Regions from separate parts of the Homo sapiens genome. Here region 2 is linked to region 1. The links are chromatin contacts, found by POLR2A ChIA-PET in ENCODE. All regions are on one chromosome and are shown on one strand. Each heading gives the region's core, a stretch centred on a gene start or an enhancer-like site at or near the end of the contact. The rest is flanking DNA. Distances are from core to core; before and after follow the strand shown.

Region 1 (5,434 bases), core at 2,001-4,500:
GCCAACATGATGAAACCCCACCTCTACTAAAAATACAAAAATTAGCCGGGCATGGTGGTGGAAGCCTATAATCCCAGCTACTCAGGAGGCTGAGGCATGAGAATCGCTTGAACCTGGGAGGCAGAGGTTGCAATGAGCCAGATTGCACCACTGTACTCCAGTCTGGGTGACAAAGTAAGACTCCATCTCAAAAAAAAAAAAAGGTCTGCAGTACTTCTGTACTGGAGCAGTGTAACCAATCCTTCTCCAGGTAGAAGCATTACAGTGGCCTGGCACTGGACATGCCATGCATCTTCAGCTGTTAAGCATCCACTGATGATCCTTGACCGGTGAAGTGCCAAGGCCCAACCACAGATCGACCAGCAGGTAAAGAAACCAAAATCACTATATTCCAGAGGCTCCACAAGGATTAAGCATTGGTGAGCAGCATTTGTTAGCTGCTTGGCCATAGTAACCTAATAAAAAACAAATTTTTTTTTTTTTTTTGAGACAAGGTCTTGGCTCCATTGCCCAGGCTGGAGTGCACTGGCGTAATCATGGCTTACAACAGCCTCAACCTCCTGGGCTCAAGCAATCCTCCTGCCTCAGCTTTCTAAGTAAACTGCGACTACAGGCACGTACCACCACATCCAGCAATTTTTGTGTCTTGTAAAGATGGGGTCTCCCTATGTTAATAGCCTGGTCCCAAGGCTGGTCCTGGGCTTGGGCAATCCTCCCACCTTGGCCTCCCAAAGTGCTGGGATTATAGGTGTGAGCTACCGCGCCCGGCCAAAAACAGTATTAAAGGCCATTTCTATGAATAAATGGGCAGACTGCATATGTGCAGGCTTACCTAACCCATCAACCTCAATATAAGGTCTAACACAAGCAACTTGACTTGAACACAGCTCCCAGCTCCTCAGAAATAGCAGCCTAAGAGTCCCAACAGATACTTACTTCGTGGCTCTTGTTTTAAGAAAGGTCAACTAACTCTGCCAAGACAGACTCACCAACAAAGTTGAACCACCATTACTACAGAGCTGTCCAGGGCACACAACTCTGAAGGTGACATGACCTTCCAAATCCAAATTTACTAGAAAAGTGCCCCTGAACTAGCCAAGAACTTAACAGTCTGTACCAAAGGCTCTACCTGACCACAAGAACCACTAAGACCCTGGAACCACTCTTTCAGGGAGTTTTATGGTTAGAGTCCAAATTCTCAAAGTCATTGGAACACTGAGACAGCTACTGGTCTGGAGATGGATGTGCAATGTGGATTCTATCAAGCCCATGGAACTTAAGAATAGCATTATGAAAAGGCAAATTAGTATTCTAAGTTTCTTGAACATTTAGCTTCACAAAAAAAGCCTCTGAAAAGCTGTCCCAGGTTAACCCTGCCAAACTGATTGAACCTTTTCCTCTAATTCCTTCAGCTCACATAATTAGTGTGGTCTACATCCATTTATGAAACCTTGCTTTTCAAGTTTTCCAGATGTGTGCACATAAGCATGCTTTCCTAAGAAAACTAAATGCCTCTGAAGGAGATATTGTTTCTACCTTTTAAATCTCTTCCTAGTACCTAGCTGGTGTAATCACATAGGGCTATTTCCCATCCCCATTGGAATTTCCTGATCTCTCTGACTTAGAAACTATGCTCTCAGCAATAAGTCTGAAGTTCCTAATACCCTCACTACCAACATACTGGGAAAGGACCATGCAATATTAAGCAACCTATGTCAGTGCCAATCCAAGTTTTTGTGTTTTGTATTAAAACAAGCTGATAGCCTTTGGTAGTAAGTTAGCTGAACCTAAAAATCATAGTCAGGACCATAATTACATTCATATTCCCTGCTACTATATAAACAGCTAAGTCAAAAGGGCACTTCCAGGACTCTGGTGTAAAAAACACTTCTTATAAAGAAAACTGGTGTCAGAATCAATGAATCTAGTTAAAAAAGACATTCTGAGAAGGCAAATCTGGTCATCTCACAAGGCTACCAAAGAAGAGGACCACAGACAGACAGCTAAAATATTCATAGATTCTTCTTCTTCTTCCATAAAAAGAATGTGTCACTGAAGGAACCCAGATATGTTTTTAATCCTAAAATGGCAATTTCAAAAACAAAGACTGTATCTACTCACATAATCCTTCAAGTAAGATGTAGTGAGTCCCCAAATATTTGGACTTTGTACTGACCCAGGAACAGAGTGTAAAGGCATATTAATTTTATCATAAGTGATACACAGAAGTCCAGTAAAAACTGTATAAATAAACCCAGGCCATTGGGTAGTGGACTTATAATCCCCAGCACAACAGCAAAATTGAGGATAAAGATCACACTCAAGTTGCAGTATCTTTTTTCTCCTTTCTAATATTCCAGAAATGCAAACCCAAGCCAAAAATAATCTCACCAAGCTACCCTTTAAACCTCAAAGTCTCATAAGCCAAGTGTCTGGGGTAATACTTACCTTACTATTGACAGTCAGGATCTTCTTTCCAAACTTCTATTTTCACTATGAAACTGCAATTGACTTTAACAGGATACCACATGCCCTGAACTTAGCACGCAGCCAGGGCCACAGAGGTTTCACTACCAGGGCAGCATCTTTCCATTTCAATTTTTTTTTAGATCACTTCTTATCTCCACACTCACTGCCCCCCAGCACTACCCTTTTCCTATCCCCAAGTCTTTTTCCCCAATGTTATTTTACTCCACCACATGAGGAGGCTAGCATTATCTTTGCTTGAAAACTGTTTATTAATTTGCCTGTCAAACATTCTATAGAACAGTTTACATCTTACTACAGAAACCTCCTGGGTACATATTGACAGCTCAGCAAGTATTTACACAAAGCTCTGAAACATTTGGTTCCTTCAGAGACGATAGAAGATGCTGTGTCAAGCACAGAATTATCAAACACTGTTCCCTCTACCCTTTTCCCTCCTTTATAAAGGGAAGCTTCCTTCCTCTAATATACCTAAATTACACTTCTAAACTACTAAGCCAGGAAGAGAAAGAATGGAAATTCAGGTGTGCTGGAGAAGAGAAAGAATAGCATTTCCAGGACCACGTGCAAAGCACACCATGTAGTTTTTTAAACCATAGCGATGAGAAACAACAAATGCACCTATGAAATTGACCCTGAAACGCAGCTTTTCCTCTTCCAGTCTCAGGAACATTTGCTTCTCTCTCAGCAAAACTTACAGGGCAAGTCCAGGCACTCAGATTACAACCAACTGCCCAAACCAGACCTAGACCTGCCCAAACACCAGGAGTCTGGAGAGCTTAATGCTCCCTCTCTCTCCCTACCCCTCCCCAAAAGCAGCAGAATATCAACACTGAACTTATGAATATCCATTCCTCACCCCAACCCCAAGTGCAAAAGCCTCCTGGGGATCCTGAAGCAACTATTTTTCAAGTCTTGCTTTAATGAAATCTACCTAACTTTCCAACGACTATTTAGTGTTTTAAAACCACCAGCCAGGTGGAATGACTAATGACAAACAGATTAACAGTTTCAAGGCAACAGTCTGGTAGAGCTTTTTCTGTAAAAGTCTACAGACCACAATGGCACCCAACTGTTCAGAGCTTGTTCCTGTGAATCCCAGGAGAAAATAGCTTTGAGTTCCTTCAGTCCAGGGGAAGAAAGATGGTCTCAAGACCCCTGATTTATGTACAGAAAGCTGCCTTCATAACAAGCCAGCTATGGAAGCACAGATATGTAGCATCTTAGAGTGAGAAGGCCATGCAGACCAACTTCATTTTATTGATGAGGGAGAAAATGAAAAATAGAGAAAGCAAATGACCTGCCCAGGGTCACACAGCTTAATCTGGAGCTGTATGTGGAACCTAAGCCTCCTCCTTCCTCCTCCTGTTGTGAGTCCTGTGCTCTTTACCACTAACGCAACACACAACTCAAGTATGCATCAGTAATAACAACGTAAGTGTGCGTCAGTAATGATAATGACCAATCTAAACAAGGAAAAACCCAGAGATAAAAGCCACAGGAATCAGGACTCCATTCAAGCCCCAGGTATTACAGCTCACTGGCAGAAAAGAACTACTCGGTGCCAATATATTTGAATACCACATTTTTACCATATTTACAAGCTTCAGTTGCTTCTAGAATTTTGAGAGTTGAAGCCAATCAATACAACCTTTTGAGGGATGGGAACAGGAAAGAGCCCTGCCTATTACTTTGTTAGCCTATTCCCTCATTCTAAAAAAGTTCACTAACCTCTTTGCAAAAGGTCTACTGTAGACATTACACCTACAGGAGTCAATCCAACATATTAATGTTTAATGCAATCCAAGACATCCTGTTTCAGCAGGTGCTGCTTGTCATGGTTACTCATGTCACACACAAAGAAAGGAACCTAAAAAGTCCTCACAGGGCCCAATACACAAGAAGCCAAACCTGGTCCTGGCTGCTTTCTCTGTTCTCACACCACCATCTCAATCCTCATCACCCCAGCTCTCTCATGAACAGTAGAGAAACATGAAACCCCCACAACTAAAGTGCCATCTCAGTGTGGTTTTCCTGGTCCCTCCTACTTGAGAGAGCTCCAAGAGTCCTGTATTTCAGCCAGCCTAGAATTTCTGCCAGTAGGCATTCCCATAATAAATCTAGGATTCCTGTATCTGTTTCCCAGGAGTCAGAAATATCATTTGATGTTTCCGTAGTAGAAACTAACAACCAAACTTCTACAATAAAATCCAACTTGTTCCTGGACTATTTATTGTATTTTATTTTTTACCTTGGTAAACTGGTATTACTCTCAAAGTATTATTGCTAAAAAGCGTCCCAATAAAAAGCCTTAAATCAACTTCATGTGTGTAAGTAATCTAAAACTATTTCATCAGTACCGGGATTCAACACTTGAGATACACTACTTATGAAAAGGAATAAAGTAAAAGTTTGTCTAAGATCTTCCCAGGTCCTGTGAAAAAGACATAGCCACAATACACACACTTACCTAAACTTTATTTCATAAGCGCAGAGTCAAATGAAAACGTTATCACCTTAGCTGTGTTAATTAAGTCTCTGCAAAATATTCTTAATCTAAGACTGCGCCAGGAAAAGATGGAGACAGAGCAAGACTTTTTAATTTAAGAATGTTGAAGAGTAGAGCATCATGGTCTGAAAAGAGGTTTATCAAGTAGCAAAGAGAAATTCAGAACAAAGTCTGAACCTACAACCCTCACCTAGACTACTACCACACACCTGAAGCAGTCCACAGAAGTGGAAGCTGCACTGTCTCTTACACAACTGAATGCTCACCAGCCCATTCCCTGGGTCTCTGGGGAGTAGACAACTGAGCTGAAATTAATTAGGAATCTATGTTGTGTGGGTCTAGTGATAATAAAAGAGATCAGAAAATTCATCCAAAGGCAGCACAGACAGGCATCCAAACAGGGACTGTATCTATTCTCCTATCATCTACACAGAAAGT
Region 2 (5,434 bases), core at 1,813-4,312, 260 kb before region 1:
CAGTGGCTCACGCCTGTAATCCCAGCACTTTGGGAGGTCGACGCAGGCGGATCATTGAGGTCAAGAGATTGAGACCATCCTGGCCAACATGGTGAAACCCTGTCTCTACTAAAAATAAAAAAATTAGCTGGGCATGGTGGTGCACACCTGCAGTCCCAGCTACTTGGGAGGCTGAGGCAGAACTGCTTGAACCCGGGAGGCAGAGGTTGCAGCGAGCCGAGATCGTGCCACTGCACTCCAGCCTGGTGACAAAGCGAGACTCCATCTCAAAAAAATAAAATAAAATAAAATAAAATAAAATAAATAAGACCCTAGGCTCTCATGTGTTTGCGTATCTTGAGAACTTTGCAAGTGACACTAACTCTAATTATTTAGCATTAGAGCATAAACTTCTATTTTTTCATTCATTCATTATAAAATGAAAGCCCCTGAATCCACTATTCACAAAAACCAGAACATTGCTAAAAATTAAATCTACCTATGGGTTTCTCTCCCACAGGTAGATTTAATAGGAGGATCCCTGCATCCTCCCCCAGGTAATTTTGTGTGTGTGTGTGTGTGTGTGTGTGTGTGTGTGTGTGTGTGTGTGGTGTGTTCCAGGCTGGAGGGCAGGGCAGTGGTGTTAATATGGTTCACTGCAGCCTTGACCTCCTGGGCTCAAGCAATCCTCCTGCCACAGCCTCCCAAGTAGCTGGGACCACAGATGCATGACCAGCCTTTTTTTTTTTTTTTTTTTCCTTCCATAGAGACAGGTCCTTCTATGTTGCCCAGGCTGGTCTTGAAGTCCTGGGCTCAACCAAACCTCCCAAATCCTTGGCTTCCCAAAGTGCTGGGATTATAGGCATGAGCCACCATGCCTAGCCCCCCAGGTATTCATTATTCTGAACTTTGTGTTTCTCATTCCCTTGCTCTTTTCTTTCTTTTCTTTTTTGAGATAGGGTCTTGCTATGTTGCCCAGGCTGGTCTTGAACTCCTTGGCTCAAGAGATTCTCTTGCCTCAGCCTCCCAAGTAGCTGGGATTACAGGCCCAGGCTATTGCACCCAACGCCTTGCTCTTTTCTTAGTTTTTTTTCACGTAAAAATTAGGCTGAAGCACATGAATCTGCCATTACTTTTAGATCAAAACAGGTCAAATAACAGCAAATTCATATGGTTCAACCAAATATTATGCTTAGATGCAGTAGTTCTAGTTATTTTTGAATCATATATAAAGGATGTCATTCCATATGTAGTCTTCTGAGATTTGCCTTTTTTCAATCCAATATTATATTACCATGATCCAACCATGTTGCTATTTTTCATTCATTTTCTACTGCTCTATAATTAATTCCTTTGCATGAATATCCCACATTTCTCTATCTCCTGTCAGTAGCATTTCCGTGTTTTCGGTTTGGGGCTACCACAAACAATGTTTCTAGTAACATTCTTGTATACATTCTCTCCTGGTGCATTGCACAAGAGCTTACTGTGGCTGTACCATAGGAATGGACTTGCTAGGTTTTAGAGTACACAGATGTTCAACTGCACAAGATGTGACTGTGAAGTGAGGATGTGACTCATTCTCTGAGCTCCAAATAAGAATACAATGTGCACTTTCCTCAGGAGGGAATGTGGACAAGATGTGGTGGGAGGCGCTGGGATGGAGGGTCTCTGGTGGAAATTGAACACCTATGCCTAATGCATCCCAGTGATATCTTCCTGTTGCATCCATGATCTCTTTTAATCCTCCCAGTTAAAGAGAGGTACTACTATCTCCAGAGATTAGGTTTAGAGAAGGAAAGTGCCTTGCCAAAAGTCAGTTTGTGCCAACTGCCTGAGCAAACAATGTCCCCTCTCTAAGCTTCAGTTTCCTCTTACTGTAAAATGGATATGATAATACCTGACCCACTTCACAGATTAACGGCTTCGGCATGCATGGCTCCTGGAGATGCTCCCTAAAAGTCACTTGTTTGTTTGTTTGTTTTGTTTATTTGAGACAGAGTCTCGCTCTGTCGCCCAGGCTGGAGTGCAATGGCGCGATCTCGGCTCACTGCAACCTCTGCCTGCTGGGTTCAAGCCATTCTCCTGCCTCAGCCTCCCGAGTAGCTGGGATTACAGGCACTTGCTACCATGCTAGGCTAATTTTTTGTATTTTTAGTAGAGACTGGGTTTCACTATGTTGGCCAGGCTGGTCTCAAACTCCCACCTCGCGATCCTCCCGCCTCGGCCTCCCAAAGTGCTGGGATTACAGGCATGAGCCACTGCGCCCGGCCAAGTCACTTGTTTATTAATGCTATTGTTAAGTTATTGAGTTGTTATTAATATTAAGGGGAACAGTAACCCAGAATAGTCTGAGCCTTGCCTTATTGACATTCAATGGTGTTGCCTCTTGCAGAGACCTTTTTTGGATGTAGTGACCATGGCCCATTTTGGCCACCACTTCTGATCCTGGATGTATCTTTCAGAGCTGCATATCCGGTCCCCCTCCTCTACCCTACTCGGGGCCTCAGAGCTGAGGTTCCTGTCTTTACCTGCAGATTTCTCTGAACAAAAGAAAAGGTAAACTGATCAGCGGCCCAGGCTCCCAGTTCTGCCTCAGGGCAAAGGGAGAAATTGGGGCCCAGGGCCTCATTCAGTGGAAAATATTTGTTGAACACCTAGTATGTGCCAGGACCTGTGCTGAGCACCAGGAACACAGGGGAACAAGACCAAACCCTGCAAGGTAGGAGGCTAAAGGAGGAGACAGAAGACAACAAAACGACAGTGTGCTGAGTACAGGGACTGTTCTAACCAACAGAAAAACAGACAGGATCAGGGAAAGCTTCCCAGAAGAGAGCTTCCCTTTGAGTTGGAGCTTTACGGCCGGGCAGAAGTTCCACAGGTGCTCAGAGACTGACAGGACCACCAGCCTGTTGAACAGAAGAGGAGACTGAGCCCCAGCGCCTCTCGACCCCTCCCCGCCACACCTCACCTACCCGGACTAGGCTGAACGGGCCGAGCACTCGAGCGGGGACGCGCAGCTCTGCAGAGCCCCGGGGCGGGGCCTCGGTCCAGGTGCGCGGTAGCGCTTCGCGGAGGCAGGAAGTGTGTCCCTAGCGGCGGCCCGTGCAGCGCTCCCGCGAGACGCTCACCTGCGCCCCAGGTGAGCGGCGAGGGGGCGGGGGAGGGGCTGAGCCGGAGGCGGCTCACCTGGCGGGACAGGTAAGCCCGGCGCGGGCCCAGGGGGGCGCAAGCCAGGGCGGCGCCGGTGTCGGGAGCCCCCCGAAGCTGAGCCCGGACAGGAGAGGGTCCCGGGCCCGGTTCCTCGGGGGCCACCCTCCTACTTCCGGGGTGCGCGGGCCGGGCTGGGGAGCGGCCTGAGCGGGCGCCCGGGCTGGGCGCGCAGAATGGGGTGAGGGGCCGCGTTCGCCCTTAGGGCTGCACTGGCTGGGTGCGGGGGCCGCACTCACCGGGGGGCAGCGTCGGGATGGGACAAACGCTGGTGCTCACCCCGAGGAACAGCGTCGGGACGGGAGGGAGGCTGGGTCCGCCCGCGGGGTAGGGCCCTTGCAGCTGGAGAGGGTAGTGCTCGCCCCGAGGGCAGAGTTGGTGTAGGGGCTGTGGTAGCCCGGGGGACAGTGCCAGGATCTGGTTCTTCCTTGTCCCCAGGACTAGCTGCCCGCGGATATGGGACTCTCGGGCTGCACCTTTGGGGCAGGAGGCCGAGGGTGCACTGAGCCGACGGCTGTTTCTCGAGCAGGACTGGGGTGGTCCTCCCCGGCCGGGTGTCCGAGGCTTGGCACTGGGCTGGGGGCAGAGGCTGGTGCGGCCGGGCCTGTCCTGGGGACCCTCGGAGGAGGGGACGGTACATAGACCCTTGAGTGTGTGTGTGTGTTCGCGGGACTAAGGGGGAAGAGGAAAGCATCAACGAGAAATCCAGGGAGGGCGGGCCGGGACCCTCTGACCCCCGGGAACATCCTTGCGGTGCCTTAGATCGCCTAGTGACCTAGCCCCTCCCATGGGCAAGGCCACTGCGGGAAGCCCCCTGCACTCAATATTTCATTTAAATCTCACGGGATTGGCGGGGCATGAAGATACTAGTCTCTCCTTATTTAAAGATGAGGAAAGTGAGGTTAAGAATCTTGCCTCAAGCCACAATAGGGACAGGGAGTCTCCCCTCACTAAACCAAGTGACCAGGTTCCTAGGATTGGGCGGGGTGGTGGCGGGGCGGTGGCAGCAGGGTCGGGGAGATACAGCCTGGAAGAAACTGCCTGAGTTTGACTTCAGGAGGGTTCAATGGCTGGAGGGAAGTGGGGAACTGAGGCAGGCATTGTCCTTATCCCAGGTCTTCTCTTCTCATCCCACCACCGCTGGAGATGTGTGGCACACACAAAGTACGCAGGCTTCAGAGCCTGGCGGGCCACAGTGCAAATCTTACTCCAGCCCTCTCTTGCTAGGTGTCTCTGGGCCAGTCACTTCACCTTTCTGAGCTTCAGATTCCTGATCTGTGAAATGGAGATATACTACTTATTTTCAGAGCAATTGTGAGAGTCAAATAAGGTGAAAGTCCTCTGGCCCATTCACTGCTGTTTTCTCAGCATTTAGCACAACGCTGGGCACCTCGTTGTATTAATTTAATCAATAATAGAGAGTCCTAAAGCTTTGGAGGTTGGGGAGAAGACAATAGCCAGTCCATCCTCAGGAGCCCCACGTACTTCCGAGCTCAGCATGGTTAACTGTAGATCTGTCCACTCTCCTGAAGGCTTGAGCCTGGAAGACAGGGCTCCCAACATGGGCTCTCTCTGGGCACACGCTGGTCCATGGAGCTGGCAGCTTTGACTGCCTCTTTTCTCCCAAGTAATAGATGGGATGGGGTAGTGGATAAGAGTCTGGGGCCAGGCCAATTGTGTACAGATAGATGTATGGCTTTGGACAACTTATTTAACCTGTCTGTGCTTTAGTATAATAATACAGGTAATAATATTACAAAGAGGGTTGTGAAAATTAATTGGTTATTATGTCTGAAGTACTTAGAACAGTGTAAGCCATCAATAATCAACTCTCACTGGATTGTAAACTCCTGAGGTTGAGGGATTTTGTCTGTTTTATCACTTTATCCATAGAATTTAGAACAGCTAGGCCGGGCGCGGTGGCTCACGCCTGTAATCCCAGTACTTTGAGAGGCCGAGGTGGGTGGATCACGAGGTCAGGAGATCAGACCATCCTGACTAACATGGTGAAACCCCATCTCTACTAAAAATACAAAAAATTAGCCAGGCGTGGCACGCGCCTGTAGTCCCAGCCACTCAGGAGGCTGAGGCAGGAGAATCGCTTGCACCCGGGAGGCAGAGGTTGCAGTGAGCCAAGACCACGCCACTGCACTCCACTCCAGACTGGGCAACAGAGTGAGACTCCATCTCAAAAAAAAAAAAAAAAAAAAGAATTTAGAACAGCTGGCTGGGCGCGGTGGCTTAT

The links. ChIA-PET counts read pairs that join two places held with the same protein, here RNA polymerase II (POLR2A).
Region 2: POLR2A ChIA-PET joins it to region 1 with 12 read pairs in naive thymus-derived CD4-positive, alpha-beta T cell. The contact joins the promoter of KDF1 here to the enhancer-like site in region 1. POLR2A ChIA-PET finds 5 or more read pairs at or near these places in 4 of 52 experiments (H1, WTC11, activated CD4-positive, alpha-beta T cell and 1 more).

Annotation. Positions count from the first base shown.
Region 1 is chr1:26,699,912-26,705,345 of GRCh38, reverse strand. The region is part of intron 1 of ARID1A (AT-rich interaction domain 1A); the gene reads right to left. Among named protein-coding and RNA genes, the nearest start is that of ARID1A, 6.6 kb to the right of the region's middle. RefSeq lists a silencer at 1,054-1,348. Within about 2 kb of position 3,250, at least 5 of the 41 ENCODE cell types and tissues checked have a DNase peak (open chromatin) inside an H3K27ac peak, as active enhancers do.
Region 2 is chr1:26,958,096-26,963,529 of GRCh38, reverse strand. It overlaps KDF1 (keratinocyte differentiation factor 1), which reads left to right and starts at 3,062. Exons shown (of 4, transcript NM_152365.3): 1 at 3,062-3,180. RefSeq lists a silencer at 1,778-2,072 and an enhancer at 2,942-3,624.